Regions from separate parts of the Homo sapiens genome. Here regions 1, 2, 3 and 5 are each linked to region 4. A link is an interaction called in ENCODE POLR2A ChIA-PET data of the cell type or tissue named here. Cell type or tissue: GM12878. All regions are shown on one strand. Each heading gives the region's core, and the rest is flanking DNA. Links, peaks and the distances in the headings are about the cores only. Region 1 overlaps ARHGAP26 (Rho GTPase activating protein 26). Region 2 overlaps ARHGAP26 (Rho GTPase activating protein 26). Region 3 has its middle 170 kb from the start of HMHB1. Region 4 overlaps ARHGAP26 (Rho GTPase activating protein 26). Region 5 overlaps ARHGAP26 (Rho GTPase activating protein 26).

Evidence for each region. ChIA-PET counts read pairs that join two places held together with the same protein. Peaks named below come from ENCODE experiments on the same cell type or tissue, not always from the same donor. Only the 100,000 strongest peaks of a DNase experiment are listed, where the experiment ranks them.
Region 1: POLR2A ChIA-PET joins it to region 4 with 6 read pairs; 4 of 35 experiments call an interaction of 5 or more read pairs at or near these places.
Region 2: POLR2A ChIA-PET joins it to region 4 with 7 read pairs; 5 of 35 experiments call an interaction of 5 or more read pairs at or near these places.
Region 3: POLR2A ChIA-PET joins it to region 4 with 5 read pairs; 1 of 35 experiments calls an interaction of 5 or more read pairs at or near these places.
Region 5: POLR2A ChIA-PET joins it to region 4 with 5 read pairs; 4 of 35 experiments call an interaction of 5 or more read pairs at or near these places.

Annotation. Positions count from the first base shown.
Region 1 is chr5:143,051,784-143,056,607 of GRCh38, reverse strand. ARHGAP26 (Rho GTPase activating protein 26) reads right to left here. Exons shown (of 23, transcript NM_001135608.3): 15 at 2,082-2,169; 16 at 522-580. LOC124901097 (a long non-coding RNA gene) reads left to right here. Exons shown (of 2, transcript XR_007058979.1): 2 at 2,495-2,755. Among named protein-coding and RNA genes, the nearest start is that of ARHGAP26-IT1, 140 kb to the left of the region's middle. RefSeq lists an enhancer at 2,087-2,136. In GM12878, for the core only: no CTCF peak of the experiment used is centred there; a DNase peak (open chromatin) is centred at 1,967; H3K4me3 peaks cover 2,379 bases; H3K27ac peaks cover 3,382 bases.
Region 2 is chr5:143,066,529-143,071,352 of GRCh38, reverse strand. All of the region lies in intron 17 of ARHGAP26 (Rho GTPase activating protein 26), which reads right to left. Among named protein-coding and RNA genes, the nearest start is that of ARHGAP26-IT1, 120 kb to the left of the region's middle. In GM12878, for the core only: no CTCF peak of the experiment used is centred there; no DNase peak of the experiment used is centred there; H3K4me3 peaks cover 320 bases; H3K27ac peaks cover 1,329 bases.
Region 3 is chr5:143,976,760-143,981,583 of GRCh38, reverse strand. No RefSeq gene overlaps it. Among named protein-coding and RNA genes, the nearest start is that of HMHB1, 170 kb to the right of the region's middle. In GM12878, for the core only: no CTCF peak of the experiment used is centred there; a DNase peak (open chromatin) is centred at 2,358; H3K27ac peaks cover 494 bases.
Region 4 is chr5:143,181,206-143,186,029 of GRCh38, reverse strand. The region is part of intron 20 of ARHGAP26 (Rho GTPase activating protein 26); the gene reads right to left. Among named protein-coding and RNA genes, the nearest start is that of ARHGAP26-IT1, 8.9 kb to the left of the region's middle. RefSeq lists enhancers at 2,168-2,217, 2,538-2,697. In GM12878, for the core only: a CTCF peak has its summit at 2,863; DNase peaks (open chromatin) are centred at 2,499 and 2,979; H3K4me3 peaks cover 1,155 bases; H3K27ac peaks cover 3,108 bases.
Region 5 is chr5:143,094,831-143,099,654 of GRCh38, reverse strand. All of the region lies in intron 17 of ARHGAP26 (Rho GTPase activating protein 26), which reads right to left. Among named protein-coding and RNA genes, the nearest start is that of ARHGAP26-IT1, 95 kb to the left of the region's middle. RefSeq lists an enhancer at 4,813-4,824. In GM12878, for the core only: no CTCF peak of the experiment used is centred there; no DNase peak of the experiment used is centred there.

The DNA.
Region 1 (4,824 bases), core at 235-4,234, 130 kb after region 4:
GACACCAGGACCTGGATGATGTAGTTGAAGAATGATCAGAAGCTGTAAATGGAAGACATAATGGAAAAGAGGACTGTGAAGTTATATAAATGGTGTCATATTCAGGGAAACATTTCCAATGCTCAATTTAGGTAATGTGCAATGTCTGATTCATTCTGCAAAATGCTACTCAAAGGCTGGAAAAAACCTAAGAAGTTAGAACTCCAATAATCAAAACTAGAAAGGCAAACTTGTTTTTCTCTATCCCTCCAACATCCTCCTCCCCTCAAAAAAAAAAAAAAAAAAAAAAAAGACTTCTGAAGTTTCTGTCCTCTGCTGTAAATTCAATGTGGTAGAAAGGCCCTTAGCAATCCCTATTTGTTTCCTTTTTATTCCGTGTTAGAATCTCATGAGTATGTTATGTGGCCAGTTTATGTGCAGAATACGAAGGGTTAGGTAATATTTATTTTGGGATACTGACTCTTCTTTGAAATAGAAAAATCTATTCTCTTCCCCTTAAAACTGAGACAAAAAAGACTTACTTGCTGCTTTGATGAAACTTCTTTGAAACTGGTACATCATGAGTGGTCCTGGAAGCATTCTGGAGGAAAAGGAGATAGGCTAGTCAGCTTAATAATAAGAATAATCATATTCTCTCTAAATAGCAGCCTAGAGACTGACAAACTGTAATACATTTCTCGAAGACAAAGATCACAGGGAAACAATAACAATGTAGTTTCCCTATTGCAAGCGTTCTGAGATTTCACCCAAAATGTTTATTCTCTCTCTTTCTTAAATGAATAGACACAACTATGTTTCATTGTCAACACTAAAATAGTGCTAATGCAAGAGTCTAACACAAACTAAGAGATTTCCTTTTCAGTCAGTGACTCATCTATCAACAACAGCATTTTAAGATGTGTCTGAGAAACAGGCAACTAACTACATATTTGCAAGTCTTGATCTTCCCAGCGGCTTGTTGTTAGAATCAATTCATCTAGAAACACTATAAAAGATTTTTGTAGGTGTTGTGGTGGTGAATTCACTATGGAGTATTGCTCCAGAATGCTAGAACCCCTAACATTAGGTATGATATAAACAAATTTTACCTGCTGGGGTATGAGTATGTTTAACCATAAACTTGAGGGTTTTTTCCTGATAGTTCAAATAAGAAACTTCTCAATAGGACTATACATTATTCTTGGCTCAGATTTTATTCTCATTGGGTCCCTTAATTCGACTCCTAGTTTTAGTTAACACTTACATTATATCTTACTCTTGACTCTAATTACCCAATAGCCAATAAAATCTACATCAGCAATTCCTTTTCTGTGGCCTCCTTCCTTTGCTTTCCAGCCAATTCCATCTTCAAAAAATCTGCACAGAGACTTATGCTATTTCTGATGACCATTCCCCTCTCCTTTTAAGACTAGGTCCCACCTTTTTTGGTAAGAACTATGGTATTCCTGTCCTTCAAGTCCAGCATAAATATTTTGGTCTATTCATGAAACTAAGATGCAGGCAGCTGGTCAATAACCCAACCTTTAATAATGAAAGGAGGCATAGAGAGGGTACAGTAGTATCATATATAAATGATACAAGGAAAATAGTCTCTGCAGAGAAATAATATTGTCCAGTGTAAGGGAAGGAGTCAAAAAGGAGTTCCATTAAGTTCTCATTTTTAAGAACCATTGTCAGCAATGTACTCTGTGTAAAGTATGAAACTATCAAAATACATGAGGTATGTAATCATGCATTCTTAACAGAAGATGATTCATGATTCCTTGTGTTCTTAACAGATTATTCAGGGACTTCGGGGAAGACCCCATTTTAGGTTCTGTTCATGGCTAATTATCACAATACTTCTCATATAGAACAAAGTTTCCTAAATCACTCAGGGTGTCACTGCACAAAGGCAACCCATCAACTATGGATGATTTACGATTGGTTTGACCAGCTGAGCTAAACGCACCCACACAGAAGCTGTTTCCACATCTCAAACACCCACCCGACAGCTCTCCGGAGTCTGAAAATAAAACTGCTTTCTTCCTGATTGCATGATAACTAGCTGGCACTCTGCCTTGCAAATGGAAAGTCCCTACCTTAGGTAGGTCTTCAGAGCACTAGTGATGGTCTTTATCTCCCATTCAGCACAGATATCTGTTTCTGTCTCAGAAGCAGTCTTGGGGTCTAAAATGAAGAAAAGACAATACATAAAGCACAGCATAAAATGGAACTAATAAATAAGCACACATAAAGGCATCCAATCTTGCTAGTAACTAGAGAAATGCAAAGTAAAACAAAAATGACAAGTATTTTTTTTACCTATTAAATTAGGAAAATGTCTAAAAATTCCAATATCTCTTGCTGGCAAGAATGCAGTGAAACTGATCCTCTCCTATCCTGCTGGCAGCAGGAGAGACAAATGCAAGAGTTTTGAGAAGCAATTTGGTAATATGTATCAAAGTCTTAAAAACGTTTATACCCTTTGAACCAGTAATCTCATTTCTCACAGTCTATCCTCAGAAAATAAGATAAGGCACGAGAAAAGTTACAGACCCCAGAAACGTTCAGCACACACTCTTCTTTGCAAAAGCAGAAAAAACAACAAAAAAAGGAGACAACCTAAATGTCCAACGATAGAAGAATGATTAAGTGAATTACCGTATGTCTACCTGATGGAATATTACCTCGCCGATTTATATGACAACGATGACTGTAAAGCAACATGGAAAATGCCTGCATTATATAATGTCAAATAAAAAAAAACAAGATATGTCTATGAGAAACTTTTTCTATGAACTTTTTATATGAACAAGGCTGAAAGGAAATACTCTAAATTAGTGGTTGGGTTAAAGTGGTGGACTGTGGTATGATTTTATTCCATTACTTTTGTATTTTTAAAAAAATTGCTTTAAGCTCAAATGTGCAATGAGAACCACCATATCAGCTCTGACAATTTCTTTTGTCTCTTCTTGCATGGACTTTTAAACAAATCAGTATATTTTAAACAAGCATGTATGATAAAAGAACAGGAGAGATAATTCTTATAATCTTCCTGAGTAGCACACAAGGAGGTGAGAAGAAGAGGCAGAGGTTGGGGAGTGTAATTGCTTCACAGATCCCCATCCTGTCCCTGGTGAGGCAGGCCAGGTCATACACATACTGGTGGGAGGGTCACAGAGTCTTTTTCAGTGCACAGGAGGGAGAATCCAGCTCCCTCATACTGGCTAAAGACTAGTTCTTTGCCACCAGCTCCCAGTCCTTTTTTTTTCTGCATAGCACCTCATTTTGAGTTGGAGAGCAACCCTTTTCTTACTTTTTCCAGGGGTGGAGAATGAGATTCAGGACAGACTGGCCAAAAGTATATCAACTCTCTGGACTCAGTGCCTGGATGAGGGATGGCCCAAGACCTAAGCCTGCCCAATCAGAGTAACTCTCCAGGACTCACGAACAGATATTTGCTGTTTGCTGGGCTTGCACTAGGAGGTTATGTAACTGCCAGGTGCCACCACACAGAGCCTGAAAGTCCGACAACCCAGAGACAAGATAAGCAGAAATGGTGGATCCTGAACCCTTGTATTTGCCTCTCCTTCTTATCATATGAGCCAGTAAATTCCTTTTTCCCCTTAAGCCAGGTGAGGTCAGGATTTCCGTCTTTTTACAATGCAAAGAGATCTAAATGATGCACCAGGTAAAGGGAGGCAGCCACCAGACTGCATCTTTCTGAAGAGTCTCCAAGAATAATTCTGGGACATCAATGAAGAAAGCTGTTCCTCCTGCAGGACCAACAGCCTTTCAGCTGGAAAAAAAATAAGTCAGAGGTGGGCAGAAGACATTTTCTATTTCCTGGGAAAGAAACCACTTTCATCCAAATAGAAAGAGGCCAAATACTCATGAATGGCTTCAGGATTTAGCCTATCATCACCAGGTAGGGGCACAAATCCAGCTGGTATCTACTGCTCTCCGTGTGTTCCCCTGACACATACTGGGTTATGAGAGAGGAAAGGGTCCCCAGCTCAGAAACATGTGGCTCTCAAAGGCACAGTACCTGTATGATGTTTGCAGGTGACACTGAGCAATAAAATGAAGTCTTTCCTGTCACATGAAACAAACAAGGAAAAACCTAAAGAGCATAATTTTTTTTTCTTTTTTTTTTTCAGACAGAGTCTCACTCTGTCACCAGGCTGGAGTGCAGTGGCGCAGTCTTGGCTCACTGCAACCTCCACCTCCTGGGTTCAAGCGATTCTCCTGCCTCAGCCTCCCAAGTAGCTGGGATTACAGGCATGTGCCACCATGCCCAGCTAATTTTTGTATTTTTAGTAGAAATGGGGTTTCACCATATTGGCCAGGCTGGTCTTGAACTCCTGACCTCGAGATCCGCCCGCCTCGGCCTCCTAAAGTGCTGGGATTACAGGCATGAGCCACCGCGCCTGGCCCAAGAGCATAATTTTATTTCTGGGGCTACAGAACAGTAAATTCCATAGAGTTCTATCACAGCAAATTTCTGAAAAGTTCACAAAATGTGATTTTCCCAGTATCCAAAATGTCTGCCACTTTAATTTGTGTCTTTGCCATCTTGCACTCCCTGAATGGCTTTTTCCTGCAGAAGAGTATGTATCAAAAACCTCTGCTTTGCATGACCTCTTTCCCTCCCCATCCTAAGACACGTGGAGAGCTGCCATCCTGCATGGTTCCTGGATGTGAGACAAATGTTACTGTACATTTTTCTAAAGAAGAAACCAACTTCTACCCAAGAAGAGTGAACATGAAACTGAACAAGCAGCAGTTGGCAAGTCTGGGAGTTGTGAACTGTTGCATGAACCACATTTAGCAAACTAATGA
Region 2 (4,824 bases), core at 488-4,487, 110 kb after region 4:
CTTTGTCAAAAATAAACTGGCTGGAGATGTGTAGATTCATTTATGGATTCTCTATTCTGTTCCATTGGTCTATGGGCCTGCTTTTATGCCAGTACCATGCTGCTTTGGTTACTACAGCTTCGTAGTATATTTTGAGGTCAGGTAGTGTGATACCTCTAGCTTTGTTCTTTCTCAGGACTGCTTTTGCTATTCAGATTAATTTAGGGGTTCTCTATTCTGTTCCATTGGTCTATAGGCCTGCTTTTATGCCAGTACCATGCCGCTTTGGTTACTACAGCTTTGTAGTATATTTTGAGGTTGGGTAGTGTGATACCACTAGCTTTGTTCTTTCTTAGGACTGCTTTTGCTATTCACGGTCTTTTGTGGTCCCATATAAGTTTTAGGACTTTTTATTTCTATGTTTGTGAAGAATGTCCCTGTTTTTTTGTTGTTTTTTTTTCTGCGATAGTGTCAAGATCTGTCACCCAGGCTGGAGTGCAGTGGCACAATCTTGGCTCACTGCAACCTCCGCGTCCCCAGTTTAAGTGATTCTCCTGCCTCAGCCTCCCAAGAGTAGCTGGGACTACAGGTGCACACCACCATGCCCGGCTAATTTTTGTATTTTTAGTAGAAATGGAGCTTCACCATATTAGCCAGGCCGGTCTGGAACTCCTGACCTCAGGTGATCCATCCATCTCGGCCTCCCAAAGTGCTGGGATTATAGGCATAAGCCCCTTCACCTGGCCTGTCCTTGGTATTTCGATAGGGATTGCACTGAATCTGTAGATTGCTTTGGGTAGTGCTGTCCTGTTAACAATATAAATTTTTCTGATCCATGAGCATGGGGTGTCTTTCCATTTGTTTGTATTCTCTTCAATTTCTGTCATCAGTGTTTTGTAGTTTCTCTTGTAGAAGTTTTCAATCGTCTTAGTTAAATTTATGCGTAGGTATGTGCCTATTTATGTCAAGAGTCACTATATATTAATAACATAACAAAGAAGGGATAATCTACATGTTTGCCAGTGTTCTTTGCTTCATTAACAATCTGGTTAGGGCTGGGGAGAATGACCTTGTAGGACAGACAACATTTGGAAGGGAAGCTCATAACTAGGTAGCATGCAAAGCAGTTTAAGTGGCAGTTCTATTATGAAGGGAAATGTAGTTCTTAAAGTAGCAAAATGGCAAGATTATCTTTTAATACAGAGAACAAGAAAACCTGACTAACCACCTAGCCTGAGAGACATATTTGACATGGGAACCCCCCCACATTTGCCTGGTGACTTAAAAAAAACAGGTTTAAATGTGCTGGATTCTGAGGACTGGTGAACCAAGAAGCTACCATCGGCACTCCACCAAACACCACTGGAGACAATTCTGGGCCCAGGGGACATCTGAAGACATGCTGTGAAGGGAGCCCAGGCCTTTGGGAAGTGCTAGCTCCCAAAAAAACAGAATCAGGCTTCTGGGGAACCAAGCTGTGTAACCAAGTATTAGGAAAATATCTGAATGCTGTTTGCTGTTTTGTATTTATTATGATGATGGTCTTATCTTCCACATAATGATGCATAATAGGGCTATTGAGGCACTTACAAGATCCATCACAGAGTTAAAATTTGTAACAAGACCTGAAACTTCTAATATAAAACAGGAATTCTCTAAGGCAAAAAACTGAATTTCAGCAAGCACAACTCCTATAAACAGCTGACATTTTTACTTGTTTGGCATCTTTTGAATGATGGCATCCAATTTTTCCTTGGAAAATTTCCAGTTGGATGTCTTTCTCCCATTACATGTGGTCCTATCAAGAAAGACAGGTGAGTCCCCAACTACCGCCTTAGTACAGATGTGGGGACCTTACCCAGGAGAGACCATTATAACTCTTTTTACTAGGAATGTTAACCTGCAGCAGATTCACAAGGGGACAAAGGTAGTTGGAACTGAGACATCATAAAGGTAGTGCTTGAAAAGGGCTACCCATGAGTTACCTGGATATTTTCCACTCATTCACTTATTCAACAAATATTTATTGAGCAGTGCAGGCACTGATCTAGTTGCTAAGGATACAGTAGTGTAGAGCAGACAGCAATTGCCAACCTCGTGGAGCTTACATTTCGGGGAGAAGAAAACAACGAGTAAACAAATCAAATATATAGTATATTAGATACTGACATGGTTATGGGAAAAAATTAAGCAATTCTAGTAGGTAGGGAGTGAAGGAGCTGGAGACTGCAATCTTAAAACAATCGAGGAAGACCTCATTGGGAAGGAGAGAGGATGGCAGGAGGGGAGATGAGGTCTGAGGCCTGAAGGACAGAGTCCTGGGGCATAGCAAACAGGACTGAGAAGCAGAAGTCAAGGAGGCAGGAGGAAAACCAGGAGAGTATGGTGTCCTGGAAGCCAAGTGAAGAAAGCTTATCAAGGAGGAGAGAGTGGGAATCTGTGTTAAATCCTTCAGAGCAATTAAGGAAGGGAACACTGAAATTGATTCAGCAACATGAGGTCATCAGCAATACTGATAATGAGGCATTTCAGTGGACTAGTGTGCATAAAAAGCCTGAGGTTCAAGAAAGAATGAGTGGGAAGAGAGGATTTGGGAACAGCAAGCACAGACAACTATTTGAGTTCTTCTGGGAAAAGCACAGAAAAATGGGATAGTACCTAAAAGGGGATATGGGATTGAGAAAGATTCTTTGTAGTTGTTGCTTTTTCCTTTCTCATGTTTCAAAGGATTGCATAAATTACAACATGCTTATGTGCTGATGGGAAAGATTTAGTAGAGACAGAAAAGTTAATGGCGTAGAAGAAAGAGGGAGAAACTACTCAAGCACCCAAGTCCTTACAGATCCAACGGGGAGTCAATCGGCTCTAGTGTCCCAGGAAAGGGAATGCCTTTAGGTAGGAGCACTGGGTTCCCCTGTCGCACAGGAGAGATGGCAGAAACATAGGCACAGGTGTGGATATTGTGGTGGTAGCTTGCAGAAGTTCTCTTCTGATTGTATCTATTTTCTCTGTGGAATGAAAAGCAACATCTGAGATGATCATCTAGAAGAGAAGAAATGGCCTAGAGAAATGTAGTAGGATGCCAGGTACCACAAGCGCCCTTGAGGTTGCTTTGCGATGTCTGATGGTTCAATTCTACTTTCCATTACGTGATTGACCCAGGAGCCTTTCAATAAATTTTATTCCTTTTATTTTTTATTTTATTTCTTGAGACAAGGTGTTGCTCTCTCACCCAGGCTGAAGTGTAGTGGCATGGTCTTGGCTCACTGCAACCTCTGCCTCCCTGGGCTCAAGCGATTCTCGTACCTCAGCCTCCCAAGTAGCTGGGACTACAGGCAAATGCCACCACACCCAGGTAATTTTTGTATTTTTAGTAGAGATGGGGTTTCACCATGTTGGCCAGGCTGGTCTCGAACTCCCGGCCTCAAGTGATCTGCCTGCTTTGGCCTCCCCAAGTGCTGGAATTACAGGCATGAGCCACTGCTCTTGGACCCTGTTTTTATGTTTTAAATTAACCACAGTTGACATCTGTTGCTTACAGCCAAAGAACTAATATACAAACTGATTTTTGAGGCCTAGGGTGCCCCATTTTCTCATGGAATATCTGACTTTAATAAAATAGTGACCCTATTCTACCCAATTCTAGGCATCTCCAAGTACATAGCAAGACCTGCTTGCAATACACCAACAAGACCCAACATTTTGTGTTCCTTTACCGCCTACTGAAGAGAATCAAGAATAGTGACTTATAATACCAAATTGGAAACACGAAATAAATCAGGATGCTAAACTGCTGGAAGAAAAACTTTCCTGTGTATGTGTGGAAGCAGAAAAGACTGATACCAAAATTCAAACCCCCTGAACTTTTGTTCAAGCCCTTTCTTGGACTGAAACTGCAAAAGTGAAAAAATATCTACCAAAACAGAATGAAGCTGAATATAGGCATGACCTTCTTTAGAGTATAGATTAATACTTCAATACAGATTTCAGTAACTCGGGAAAGGAAATCCATGTGAAGACTGCTCCCAGGGGGAAACTGGAAGGTCAAGAGGGCCGTTTTCACAGTGGATGGTCATGTTTAATCTGGGAATGACATCTGAGAGGGCAGTCAAACTGAGTAAAACAGAAGGAAAGTCAGACTCCCCCACAAAGGGAAACATCTCAAAGATCACAAAGATGAGTGGAAATTTCCAGACCACGCAGACAAAGATGAGTCTTCATGATATAACGCGCCATCCCCCTCCAGGAAATTAAGAGTTATTAAACTCTAGCAAAGACAGCTGCATCGGAGATGAAATCAGCCTTGCGACACCAAGAAGCAGAAGCGGGAGGGGGAGGGGCAGAGGAGGGGGAGGGGGAGGTAACCTCCATGGAAATCAGCCCTACGTGGCTTGTTCCTTCAAACAGGTGCACCACCCCACAGAGCATTTGAATCACGAAGAGCCCTGATATTCACAGGGAAGTGTGAGACTTGCAATAAGGTAGGACCTGAAACCAGATATGAACAGCTCTTTCTCCCAGCTGCCCCTGTGCTGGCTCATCTTCTGCTAGGAAGGGAGAGATGCTCAGCCCTTTGGGCCAAATGCACACAAACTGCTAAGCAAACACAAGCAAGGCAAAAATAAACACATGCACACACAGAAATCTCCCAAGTGGACAAGAGCTGTGTGTGCTATGTTTTCAGCATCCAGCCCTCAGGGTTTTGCTTGCCAATAACAAAACTATGAAGAAAGCCCCATCTAGTCAGCAAGAATGACTTATTTTGGTTTCAACAACTGCCCCAATTTCCCATACCCTAAAACCAGCTCTATCATCTTCTTTCTCCCGTTCCCGGATTTCTCCAAC
Region 3 (4,824 bases), core at 342-4,341, 800 kb before region 4:
GGGGCAAAGTACTGTTGGAGGAGTATGAGCATGGAAGGACTGGATGGCTGGCCAGCAAGTTCAAAGTTTTAAATAAAGATTTTAGAAGTGGTACTGTTTCTGGTAATGGAAACATCTAGAAGTGGCTGTGTGGATGGGTAGCTGAGGTGAAGTGGAGAATTGATCATTTAACCTAATGAACTGAGAAGCCAAAATGTCAGGTGGGTCATCATGTGGATGCTGAAGTCATCAGTCATGATAACAGAGAAGTTATGGAGAAGAAGAGACACATCAGGTGTGCAGGACACTGGTGACTGGTAAGGAAGAGTGACAAGAAGTTAAGGAGCTCACAGGAGGAGTCTGAACGTTTTGGTGCCATGACTTTTCAATACTGAGACAAGGTCTTGATTTGGCGAGTAAGAGGGGCACATGAGGGCCCTAAAGACCTGGGTAGTGTGAGAGTGCAACTTAGGATTGTGGGTCAAGTCAGAATGCAGGAAGGAGAGGGGAGAGGTCACAGAAAACAAACTTGTCTACATTTCAATGGATTTCTGTGGACCAGCAGACGAACAGTTTAATCAGTGTGTGTGTGTGTGTGTGTGTGTGTGTGCATGCAAGCACACAAAGGTACTTCTACAGATAGCAGAACACATAAGATGGAACTCAATAGTTCACTAGATAGCAAGAGCTTATTCAAAAATCCCATCCTCAGAACTTCTGCCTCAAAGCAATGGTACAGTTCCCCAAAGACGGTAAAAATGGACGAGAACAGCCTTCCTCAGATGCCGGAATTTGAACATTGGAGGGTTTCTGAGTCTGAGCCCAGCTTGTGGCCTTCATCTGCAAAGAAATTTCTTTGCCGTCAGCATCTTTGCATGGTGCCAAGAGGCATCCGTGTCAACCCACATTCATGAAATAAGAAAAAAACGTGGTGATCTAAAAGCAAGATGTGGTCACTGCTTGGGAGCCTTCAACCAGAAAATAAGAGCCCAGTAAAAATTCTTAAGTAAGGAGAGGGACAGGGCCTCTGTATTACACTTAGTGTGAAATGCTTCCAGCACAAAGGATAATTCAGAGAAGTATATACTTCCAAATACACGAAGAAAAGTTGGGGTAGAGGCTTTCTAGACTCTGGAAAAGTTAGCCAAAAATTCACTTTGGAGAAACTGCTTAAAGGTTCAATTAGGAACAATCTGGATAATATGGTTTGTATTATCACCAAGCTTGGTTTTATCAATTCTGTTCAAACTGTCAGGTATCACCTTGTCAGTCAAGGGCAGACGTAAAGTACCAGCCCAACTTTTCTTAGGAAAATAACCCACAAGATTGTTATGTCTACTATATTTGGGAATGGGTGTTTGGGGTGTGCTTCTCTACTGCTAATCACTTCAGTTCATTTATCAAAGGAGCACTCAAACTAGGTGACATGTAGACAAAACAACTGGTTAATTTCACTTTTTGCTCCACATTTGTGGCAGGCCAAGGAGAAGTTCAGTTGTTTGGGTTGCTTGAAAATATATCGTCAACATAAAAGTTCCCAATATTGATTCCCATATATCAGATGAATGGTTGAGCTAGAAGATCTTTTACATCCTACTCAGCTCCCAAATTCTAGGATTCTGATTTATTGCAACCCTATGGCGTAAACTTGCACATTTTTGCAAATGGAAGGGGAGGCAGTTAGGCTAGTAAGTATGACTTTAAATTGAGAATAAGTAAAGCGCTTGGATTGTCTCAGTTGAGTATGAGTGGAGAAGACAGATCCAAGATTATAGGGTTATTGTGGTCATTAAATAAGATGCTGTATGCAGAAACTGAGGCCTAGAAAGAACTTGTGACTCTGTTGATAGGGAGCTGAAGCAGAACTCAAATCCAGATTTGCTGGGACCAAGGCCTATGTCTGAGTCAGGTTTTCAGCTCTAATCAACAGAATCCACTCTAACTAATTTATTAAATAGAAAAAATGATGTATTTATTTAAGATTGTTGGGTAATTCATGGGCATGGAGACTACATAAAGAGGAAAGAAAGTCCCCATTAAGCTTTTGACCACTGTAGCGGACACTTCACTGTTCTAATTGTCAGGCACATTCTTAGTCACCTGTTTTGCTGACAGGCCCTACCTAGACCCTCCCACTCTGCTGTGCCTGGAAGCTGGCCTCCTCAGTCATAGCTGCCTCACTGGAAGGAATTTCTCTCTGTGCCTGCTTCTTTGTGTCACTAGCTTCCAATCCAAGTCTCACATAGGAGCATCTGATTGACCAAGCCTAGGTCACTTGCCTGTGGTCCTACTGTAAGAGATGTTTAGAAAGTGAATTTCCACTGTCTGTCTTTGAGAAATGCAGATTCAGAAGGTGAGAAACTCTTTAAACACAGGCAGTGTGTTCAGAGGGTGCTGGAATTCCCCAAATAATGACAAATATCTTCTAAATATAGTGCTTCACATGCATAGAGCTGACAAATTACAAATAACTTTCATATTATTTTCACTGGATTATTTGAAGGGGAAAAATCCACAGTGAAAAAGATAGTAGTTCCCATTTTCCCAGAAGGAGAAACCATTTTTCAGGAGTGGAAGCTCCATGTAGATTAAGGACCAGACATAAGCTTCTCCACCTAATGAGGGCAGAGCTGTGTTTAGCCTCCTGGGTCAAAGGTTCTTGACTGATCACCATGGGCCTTCTCCTTACTTAGTAAGGATAGCATTAGCTGTTGATCTTTTACAAAGACTGTTTTTTTTTCTATTTTAATGCTATTCACCATTATTAAATAAAATTTATAAAATTCAGAAAAATTTGGGAGTAAAACAAAAATTCACCTGAAATTACCACTCAGAAATAACTACTGCTAATACATATTTTTATCATATAAATTGGGATCAAATTATATGAAGTGTCTGTCTTAACATGTTACCAGGGAACTTTCTGCATGTCATTAAAAGTCTTCCAAAACGTAATTTAAATGACTATATAATAATTTCACTATATATAACAATAATAATTTATTAACTATATATTTTATATGTAAATCTATATGGTATTTCTCACTGGAGTTTTGCTATTACAAATCACAGTGATAAATACCATTTTTACATAAGTTGTATCTATGTATATATAACAGACATCATATATATGTGTAAATACATATATACATATATGTGTATATATGTATATGTGTATTTATGAGATATATATGCATATAGACACACACACACACACACACATATATATATATATAATTGACTATTTTCTTAAGCTGGAATCTTAGAAATGCAATTCCTAGGTGTCAAATACTACAAACTGATTTGCTGTGTGTAGTTGTTTTCCCTGAAACTTCAGCAATGCTAGGTCAGCTTAATTTTAGTTATTTTGTAAATGACTTGCTTTTGTTTGTTTTTGTTTATTTTTGCCTGAGTATTTTTGTTGGATTTTTTTCATCTGAGTAACTAAAATGTTTGCTGATATTATCTACATGTGTCCTTTTTTCATGATTCTAAGGTGGTGGTTAAGAGCATTGGCCTGAAGCCAGACTACCTAGCAATGAGTCCCCGCTCTGCTATTTGCTTCTTTGACCTTAGGCAAGTTACCTAAGCTTTCCATGAGTCAATTTCCTTATTTGTAAAGTGAAGATCATAATTTTCTAAGGTTATGAGTGTTAATGAATAAAATATTTAGACAAATGCCCACATAGTAAATGCCCAATAACTCTTTCTTATTGCTATTACCCATTATTTTCTATTATGTTGATCCATTCTTCTCTCACCTATAACATTTTTCCTTCACCCAAAATTATTTTTTACCCTCATGCACAGCTCCAATTGTTCTAGCTTGCTCCTTAAGAATTTCTGTAACTCCTCCTTCTCCCTATATACCACCTTTTCTTTCATCCTTTTGTCTCTTTATATTTTTCTCTTGTATCCTCAGAGAGTATTTCCAAGAGAGTTCTTCACCCTAGTGATTCACCTCTTATACTGAACAGACAAGCCTTTTCTTCTGTCTCCAGTAAAAATTTTGATTACCTTATTATAATTTTAGTCTCCTTGCAACTCTTAATTATATTATCCAGCTTCCTTTTCATCTCGGCTCACTATCTTTTTACTTCATCCTGTTTTCATCTTGGTTTATTCTCTTGATAACTTTCTGCTCCTGTTTCATTAACAGCATACCCTCTAGCATCCTATTAATGATGTCACATAATATTCTAAAATTTTTTTCTAAGTTCTACATAAAATCTTTTTCAGAAATCTGTTCTTCCAAAACTTTAGGATGATTTTTGCTTTCTGTCATTCTGTAGTATTTCTTCATGGTCCCCTTGGTGGGTTTTAGGTCCTCTATACTCATCCTCTAAGCAAAAAGAGATCTTTGGGAACCTGGTATATGTCCATAAACAGGTTGTATAGATCTCCCTTGTCTATCATTATCCTTTTGAATGATGATCAAATTCTCTTCTAAATTCTTCTAGTGGTTGTTTCTAACTTGCAGCTCAGTTCTCAGTATCAACTAGCTATGCATATAGTGTGGCTCTGTTATATGGGATTAACATATGCACCCACATGAACTGCCAAATTTTTGATATTCTAAACTAATGCAGTATTTGGAAAACCATAGTTCCTAGCATGCATTGTTCCCAGGGTTTTCCTACCTTTGTGGGAGCCATATTTCCCACGATGCAATGTGACAGTCAGTCCCAACCATCCCTTTCCAGTCAGATATTTTATTCATATGGATATAGAGATATGGGGGCAAAGAGGATCTTCAAAAGTAGTTATGCATTAAAAGCTCACCAGTTTTCTATTTAGTGAAGATTCAGGGTCTTTGAATCATATGATAGGCAGTGATGGAATGAC
Region 4 (4,824 bases), core at 267-4,266:
CCATGGCCTCTTAACTTCTTACTTCTCTCCCTGCCCTCATCTCTGCAGAGAAGCTAAATCCTGGCTCTTTAAATAGGATGGCTCCTTTAGGAAGACAGGCCTAGAGGACATTCAGTGAGAAACTTCCCACCGGGGATGCAAGGTCAAGTGGGAAAGCAAGGGAGGGGTAGTGCAGGCAGAGTGTGGCTGGGAAGCTTCACTCCTCTGCTCGCCAGCCTTGTGACAACTCTGCCTCACTCCCCTCTTTTGAAAACGAGGGTAAAAGTTACCCTAAAGGGTGTTTGTGTGGACTGCAGGAGTTAACATACATCAAGAGGTGGGCACCGTGTCTGGTAAACAGAAAGTGCTCTCTTGACAGAATGGCAAGGATTGATACTTGCTGAACCGGATAAAGTAGTGGAGTTAAGGAAGGAAATAAATAGCCTTAGGGTGTGTGCAGCCATTTTTTGCTTTTGGAAAAATTTGCTTTTGGAAAAGCAAAAATAAACAAGGAGGACTCCAGGGCTCTGCTTAATTCAAATATTCAGAGCCAGCTTACTTTCTTTCTACTTCGTTTTTGGTAAAAGAAAAAAAGGAGGGATGCCCCATAACATATATTTTTAATGCAGAAATTTTTTCTTAATACAGAAAGAAACTTTGTTGTTTCTAGCTATAAAAAGACTTCATACTTATTGTTAAAAAACAACAGGCAAAAGACAAAACCAAACCAATCTTATCAGTACTCCTACTCCAGGTACCACAGTTAACACATTAGTGACTATTTTAGAACCTTTCTTTGTGTATATATGTATCCATACATATTTCATCTTGTGCATTAAAATGACACCATAATTTACATACTTTTTCACTCTGTTTTCTTCAACAAAGTAGTTTTGTTATGTAATATCCCCATATTAATAAACAGTTATCAGCAATATAATTTTCAGTAGTTGCATTGTAGTTCATGGCTGTGTGAAAACTACCCAACCATCAGTATTGTTGGACATTTAAATTATTTCTCTTACTATAGTAAATAATACAGGGGTAAAAATCCACTCACTGTTGCATAGACCTCTCATTAATTCCTTCTGATAAATACTAGGGGTGCAGTGGCTGAGTCAAAATATAAGCCCATCATAAGGCTTACAACACGTATTGCCAGAAAGGTCGCACTCCTTTATAATCCCACCCCCAGTGGGGCAATTTGGCCTCACACACGTTCCTTCCCTCCTCTCCCCTTTTTCAGTCTCTTGAGTATATGGATTTTGTTGCCTCTGTCCAATGAACTCATCAAGACTTGCTAAGGCAAAAATGGGGCAGATCCAGTCTAGGTTCAAACCATCCCTCCAAAAGAAATGAAAGCTCTAAGAGGGGACTTCTCTGAACCACTGCAGTGTTTCAGAACAAGGGGGCCGATGAGAGACAGGAGGGTAGATTTGTTCTCCCTTAGCCTCTTCTCCTGAATTAAGAATTACTGGCTTCCCCCAGTCCATCAGTCAGCAAGCTGAGTCTGAACACTGAATTATAGCAAGGGAATGAATGAGCTTTTATATAGTAGATACACACATGCTGCACACACACAGGCACACAGACCCCCACCCACGGCACCTCCAGCTGTGATGCTGGAGACACTCTGGCAGGTAAAATGTCCCTCCATAACCCTCAGGGAATCACCAGGGAATGCTCCTTATACATGTTTTTACGGGAGAGACAAAAGGATAAGCAATAATACATTAATTCAGGTTAGGGGGAGGCCTGAATATTTGTAATGAGTATTTCAGCTAGTCCAAAAGAGGCATTCTCTACCCCCTAATGGGCAGGAAGGGACAGCTGGCATTTCAGACTTGGCAGATCCCTCCTGAAAGATCAATGTTGTCTCTGTATTGGATAGCCTGATCTGGTCCAAGGTTTATTTGTTGAAATAGATAATGTAATATTCAGACTGTCAGCATTTGCACACATACACTGCTTTCCCTTAACCCCTTTCCCCCATGAAACTTTCAGAATCTAAATACTTTACCCCTTTATTCAAGGGTCAGAGTTTCTGAACAGGGGCAAAGGGAACTTCAAACCATTTGGTTACCATGAGGAGAGGAAAGAAGGCAGGAGCATCAATCTTTAAAAACTACAGGTTATCCAAACTTCTACTGAAACTTAAGAAAATGGAGTCCTTCCCCAAGTCCCTTCTACTATATTCTCCACCAGCATCTCTGCCTGCTTAGGAGCACGACAGAGACAGGCGCAGAGACACTGCTGAGGAGCCACAGGACTCACACTGGTAGTCAGAGACCTACATCAGACACTAAGGAGTTGGTGGAGGAAGCCATTCCCCTGGTACGCCTTCGCCCATAACCAGAGGTAGGGGTGGCGTCCGAGGAGGCCCCGGGGGAATTTCCACTGGTGAATGCAGCTGCTGCTTTCTTGGCAACTCACAGTACGTGTGGGCAGGGAAGAGCTCAAGAAATGAGTTGCCTGCAAGCTGCTCCCCGGCACAGGATGGACTGTGGGTGAGTTTTGCAACTGTTCAGGATAAGGCCAACTCCCGGTGGGTTAGCACCAAAGCTGTGAGCTTTGTGTTCTTCCAGAATAGTAGCTGAGATGAGCTAATAGTACTAAGAGTTAACATTTACTGAAGGCTTATTACCAGGCAGGTCACGGAGCACACGGCTCTCATTATCTCCTCAATCCCCACGATAAGATCAGCAGGCAGGTCCTACCATTAGCCCCATTTCACAGGTGAGGAGACCATGTATATGAATTTGGCATTCTGAGGAATCACAGAAAACCTTCCAGGACATTTTAATCTGGCCCTATGCCAACCCACCTCTTGCCCCTCAGCTCTGTAAATATTTGGCAAAGCACTGTGTTTATACATCTTTTGTGAGATTATACTGCCACCAAGAACAGCCGAAATTCCCCTACAGGCCTTATCTAGGAAAGGAAATGAGGTTTTTTTTTCTTTTTTTTTTTTTTTTTTGCCACTTTTCATTTGCATGAGGCATAAGGAGAATAACCCTAAAACCAAAGCAGCTAACCCATTGTCAACGTGTTGCATTCAGACAGTCAACAAAGCCAGACAACCACGGGGCCTGCTGGGGCACTTCCCAACTGGTAGCACCAACTTTCCAAAGGATCTATGTCACACAGGATTAGGAGGACTACAATAAAACCAATGACTGTACCCTAAAAATTAATTTTCTTGACAGGATTTATGGAGATGACTATTTACATGGGGCTTGATTTTGAGAATTGGGTGGATAACGACAGAGTGACTGTTTACTTAAGAGAACTGGCATGGCCAGGCCACCACACACATAGAGCAAGGGATTTGTCTTTATAGCCAGGAAATTTCAGGGCTATGAGTATATAAAAATCAATTGTTATGTGAATTATCTCCTAGGCCAATTAGCTAGAGTAGACAATAAATGATCTTGTGCATCTTCCATGTTAATGACAGGGTTTGGGTAAAGGAGTTCATAGCTTATCAACAAACCAAGTTTTATTGTTTTTTTAAACTAAAACGGATTCACTTAACAAATATTTAGGAAGCATCAGAGCCAGGTCTTGTCCTAAGTGCTGAGAATCCTGTGATACACAAGACAGGACAGGCCTTACTCTCATGGAGCTTAGTGTCATGAGGAGAGACAAACGAGTGAAATACCGGGCAAGAACATTTCAGAGGGAAACCTATGGAGTTTCCCAGTTCATCATCTGCAAGCCACTCTTCAGCAGATGATGAACTGTGGATGAGTTTTGCAACTGTTCAAGATAAGGCCAACTCCCAGTGGGTTAGCACCAAAGCCGAGTGCTTTGTGTTCCTCCAGAATAGTAGCTGAGATGAGTTAACAGTAGTAAGAGTAGTAAGAGTTGTCAACTCTTACTACTATTAGGGAAATAACACAGAGTGATGTGGTAGACAGTGATGGGTGTGGGGACAGAAGGGTCAGGGCAGGCTATAGCATGTAAGGATCAGGGAAGAACCTTCTGAGGCAGCAGGAGCAGGTGCTGCTAAGGCCTCACAGCGAGAATGGATGTGCTTTGTACGGGGACAAGAATAAGCACAGGAGCGTACAAGCCAGGGAGGCAGCCGTGTCAGGGGAAGTCGGAGAGGTTAGTTAAGTCAGGTAAACAATGGCTGACCATGTAGACCATGAGAAACAGTTTAGATTTTATTCTATGTGCAGCTCTAAGCCACTGGGGGGTTTTAAACAAATTCCTGAATCGGAGGCATTGCTAAACCTGTAACATAGTTAAAGAATTAAAAAACAAAAACAAAACAAAAAGTCCTTAACATCTCAAAGACACTGGCATCTCCAAAGTGCGGAGCTAAAGTTCCTCTTTTTGCAAAATGAATTGTCCAGAAATCTATTCCGGTGTAATTCATTTGTTTACTCATTCATGTCACGTATAAATAAATGTTTGTCACTCTGTTCCAGCCACTGTGCTTGGCACTGAGGAGATACAACTGGGAAGACAGGTATGGCCCACAGAGAATGAGACAAATAACCAGGTGATGACAACACACTGATAAGTGCCCCACTGGGGATGATGCTTCCCTAACACGCGAGAGTTCTCCCATCAAGTTTAGGGAGCATGGAGGAGGAAGGTGTAAGGAGGGGGAAGCAGGAAAGGCTTTCTGAAGGAAGTGATGTTTAAGAACACAGTGTTCCCCAGAGATGAGAGGAAACAGGGCAAGGTTGCAGAAGTGCAACAAGTACAGTAAGGTCAAAGTAAAGAGTGTAAACAGACGCTGCAATGGCAAGCCAGAGTAGGTCACCCAGGCCTCCCAGTTAATAAAAGGATTAAGGAGTATATAGTATCCATGGGGCCATCAAAGACTCTTAT
Region 5 (4,824 bases), core at 538-4,537, 87 kb after region 4:
AATAACACAGGTTAAGTGCACACAGAGTGAGTATACAAGAGGTATCACTGAGTGACACTGCGAAAATGAATTTGAATGTGGTTACAAATTTCCTTACAGATGCCAGGCTGAGATAGAAAAATAAATTCCCTATTGAATCCCTGTGCTAGAAAGTAGATTTTTTATCTCGTCCATCCTTTCAATGATGGTGAGGCCTGTCAAGGATCCCTGATTAAGGTAGGGTCTCAGTTCCAACTTCTTCCACCCCACAAGTGGTCCCCATGTCTCACCCTCATTCTCACATGGTTTTGAAATCCAAGTTAACCAACACTGGCAATTCTATATTCCTCTACCTGTGCCCCCCACCTGCCCAGGGCAGCTATGTTGTCAGCTTAGGTCCTTACTTTCTGGGAATATAATTTTTTAGGGATATGTAAGTTTTGCTTAACTTACGCTATTTACTATGAATGAAGACTCAGCTTCTGCAAAGATAGATATCAAACTAAGTTAAAATTGGTATGTTTGCAAATTATTTTTGTCTGGTAGAGATGCAAATAACTTCTGTCCAGCAGAAAAGATAATCTCAAAAGTTGAGGTTTTATTGCCCTACAGAACATTAACCAGTTTTAAATCAAACTTTGTGACCTTTTTTCAGCATTGTGTCTTTCATTGGACATATAAACAAGCCTCTGCTGTCCTCTTTTGAAGCCACTTTCTATTTCTACTGGTAGCCTCATAGACCTTTGACGTGTTTATTCTATACTATACTTTCACAAAGTCATGTTTAAAAAATATTTTTAAAGTTATACTTTAACACTAACCCTATTTATTGAATGTTCATCAAGTTTAAGGCAATGTGTTAATTTCTTAATATGTGTTATACTATTAAATTCATTTTCTATGAGGGAGAAGTTATTACTCCAATTTGAAAGATGAAAAAACTGAGGCTCGGAGGAATTGAATACTTAGCAAGGTTGTCACCTAGCTAAGAAAGAACAGATCCATGATTCAAGTCCAATCTTCATGTTTTTTTCTCTTTGCAATATTATGGGCTGAATATTGTTTTCCTATCATGTCTACCCACTGTTGATAATATTATAAAGAATTGGTCTTTCTCTTTTCTAGATAAAATAATTCAGCTAATGTAGATTAAAATTACACTAGCTTTTGAGGGTAGATTGATCAATCTGTTGTTTCATGCTGACCTTACTGTCAATTAAACTTCCCATACTAATTATTCCCAAGAACTGGTTTTAAGTCAAACTTGAATTCACCATTAAGAGTAACATACTTGTACAAAATATAACAAAATTTAATTTAAAAATTAAAAAAATCACCTACGTTATTGTTAAAATGACATTGCGGAATTGTATGCTTAGAAGGAATTGGCTTTTTAAAATACCATTTAACAGTTATGCTATCCAATGTAAATATTAAAGAAGAATACATGGTCTGAACCCTAACATTAGAACTTATGGTCAAATATGTCAAGCACAGCTGTAGAACAAGAATTTAAAGGAGGCTTAAAATGAGAATTCTAAGCTTGAAACTCCAAATTATTTAATTAGGTTCTCAAGTAGAACAAAATTGAGGCAGCGCTATTATAAAGGAAGAGTTCTTCTGTATAGTAAAAACTGTATGGAATTCTGAGAAGATTCCAAGGCAGAACTACAACTTTTTAAAAATTGGAATTCTACAAATAATTCATTAAAAAAACCTCCAGACTTTTACAACCAATACAAAATATGTCCCACTGAACGTTGTCACCAAATGAAATATGTCAGAGACATCTGAATTAAAAAATCTTAGACATCAGTAGGTTGCGTGGGGTAATTTTCTTTTTTTTTTTTTTTTGAGTTGGAGTCTCGTTCTGTCACCCAGGCTGGCATGCAGTGGCGCAATCTTGGCTCACTGCAAGCTCCGCCTCCCAGGTTCATGCCATTCTCCTGCCTCAGCCTCCCGAGTAGCTGGGACTAAAGGTGCCTGCCACCACATCCAGCTAATTTTTTTTGTATTTTTAGTAGAGACGGGGTTTCACCGTGTTAGCCAGGGTGGTCTCAATCTCTTGACCTCATGATCCACCCGCCTCGACCTCCCAAAGTGCTGGGATTACAGGCGTGAGCCACCGCGCCCGGCCATTGCATAAGGCAATTTTCACATTAGCTCTGCTTCAACAGAATTTGTCAAATTCTCAGGAAGGTAAATGACGACTTCTATAGAATTAGGTAAAGTTACCTGAATGTACTCACAGGGAATTTCCCTCTGATTTGTACTTTACAGTCAGATATGCTCTTTTTTTTTTTTTTTTTTTTTTTCTTTTTTTTGAGACGGAGTCTCTCTCTGTTGCCCAGGCTGGAGTGCAGAGTACAGTGGTACAATCTCGGCTCACTGCAACCTCCACGTCCCAGGTTCAAGCGGTCCTCCTGCCTCAGCCGCCTCCCCTGCCCCACCCCAGATTACAGGCACGCACCACCATGCCCAGCTAATTTTTGTATTTTTAGTAGAGACGGGGTTTCGCCATGTCGGCCAGGCTGGTCTCAAACTCCTGACCTTAAAAGATCCTCCCGCATTGGTCTCCCAAAGAGCTGTGATTACACGCATGAGCCACCGCGCATGGTCTGTATTTGAGTCCAGAAAATGGAGATACATGTGATCCATCTGCCTTGGCCTCCCAAAGTGCTGGGATTACAGGCGTGAGCCACCGCACCCGGCCCAGACATGCTTCTTTTAAGAGGTGGCTAGAATGAGGATATTATGTTCTCTAGGCCATACAAAGCTATTTTGTGATTTTTATTTTCTTTAGGACAGTGGTTCTCTGTTGGTCCATTAACTACGGGGAGGTTTCCAACACCCTTCAGGGGTTCCATGAGATGCAAAAAAAAGATAAGTTGAACTGTGATGCTTCGCATGAATCTAGACAGTGGTACCAAGTTATACCAATAGTCATTGTATTCTTCACTGCTACACACTCACAGATTAAAAAAAAAAAAAGCCTAGCTTTACTTGATAAATGAGCAAAATTATTAATTTTATTTAATCCTGACCCTTTAGCACACCTTTTATATAATAACGAAGGAGGAAAGGTGCATAAAGCACCTCTGCTGCATACTGAAGTTGACTTGAGGGAAAGCAGTTGTGCGACTGAGTTGCAAGCTGAACCTCTTTTTTCATGAAACACCATGTAAACGTAAAAGAATAACTGACAGACAAAATATGGTTACTGACACTTGGGTATTTGGCAGACACTTTCTCAGAAATGAACCAAGTGAGTGTCTACTTTAAGGAAAACAGTAATATTTGTTGCAATGATAAAATTTATGCTTTCAAGAAAACGTCATAATTTTAGAAAATCTGGATCTGCACCACGAGCATGACAACTTCCCAATATTTAATGACTTTTTAAAATAAGTGGTGATATTAACAAATGTAATTTTTTGATGTTATATGATGTAATATGTTTGCATTGGAAGATCTGCATAACGCAGTTTACTAATATTTTCTAAATGAGCAATGTAGGCTAAGAAAAAATCATGCATAAGTAAAAGATCCACTCAAAGTACAAGGTAGGTCAATAGATCTTAATGTAACTGCATGTGAACAATTCACTAACATGATTTTATTTTTTCACATTGTAATAATTTTTTTAAAAAATTACCACTTGTTGAATGTTGGTAGAGTTTTAAAAAAAGAATATCCAAAATTATCTGAAAAGGCTACTAAAAATATTTCTTCCTTTTCCGACTATATGCATATGCTAGGACTGATTTTTGTATGACAATAGATTGAGTGAAGAAGAAGATATGAGGCCTGGAGCAGTGGCTCATGCCTATAATCCCAGCACTTTGGGAGGCTGAGGCAGGTGGATCACCTGAGGTCAGGAGTTTGAGACAGCCTGGCCAACATGGTGAAACCCCATCTCTACCAAAAATACAAAAATTAGCTGGGCATGGTGGCGGGTGCCTGTAATCCCTGCTACCCAGGAGGCTGAGGCATGACAACTGCTTGAACCCAGCTGGGAGGTGGAGGTTGCAGTGAGCCAAGATTGCAGCACAACACTCCAGCCTGAGAAAAAAAGAAGATATGATTTATCCAGTCATCTTCCATTAAGTCAGACATTAAGGAGATTTACAAAAATGTAAAATGTCATTTAATAAATTCATAAATAAAGCTTTAAAATTGTTTTAGTTTTAATTTCCAATACTGTAAAACATAAACAGATAGAATCCACATAGACAAAGGCTGTTGAAGTCCTTAATAAATTTTAAGAGCGTAAAGAGGTGCTGAGACAAAAAGGTTTAGAACTGCTGAGTTAAGAATATAGTATCTTGAACAGGGTTTCATTTGGGAGTGATGAAAATGTTTTGACTTAGAGGGAATGGTTGCATAATACTGTCAATGTACTAAATCCCATTGAATTGTATACTTTAAAATGGCTAATTTATGTTAAGTGAATTTCACCTCAATAAAAAAATTGTATGTGACTGTGTATATATGTTTTTATACATATATATTATATAGTAATATATAATGAATATATGAATATATCTAAAATGAATGTATATATGTAAGAATATATTATCTTAGAACCCATAAGTCAAAAGTCCAGGTGATATGGTACAATTTCCTTTCACAGAATTAAAACCAAGAGACATGAGTCTATTTATTGTTAGATATAAATTCTAAATTTCTTTTCAAATAATCAGTATGTCAGTATGTTCAATTCTTTGCCTTCTACTTTTAAACTTAACTTCCTCTTAAAGCAACCTTTTTTGATTACCTACTCCACCCTGACTCATTCCGATTACCTGCTCCACCCCGACTCATTCCCATTACCTGCTCCACCCT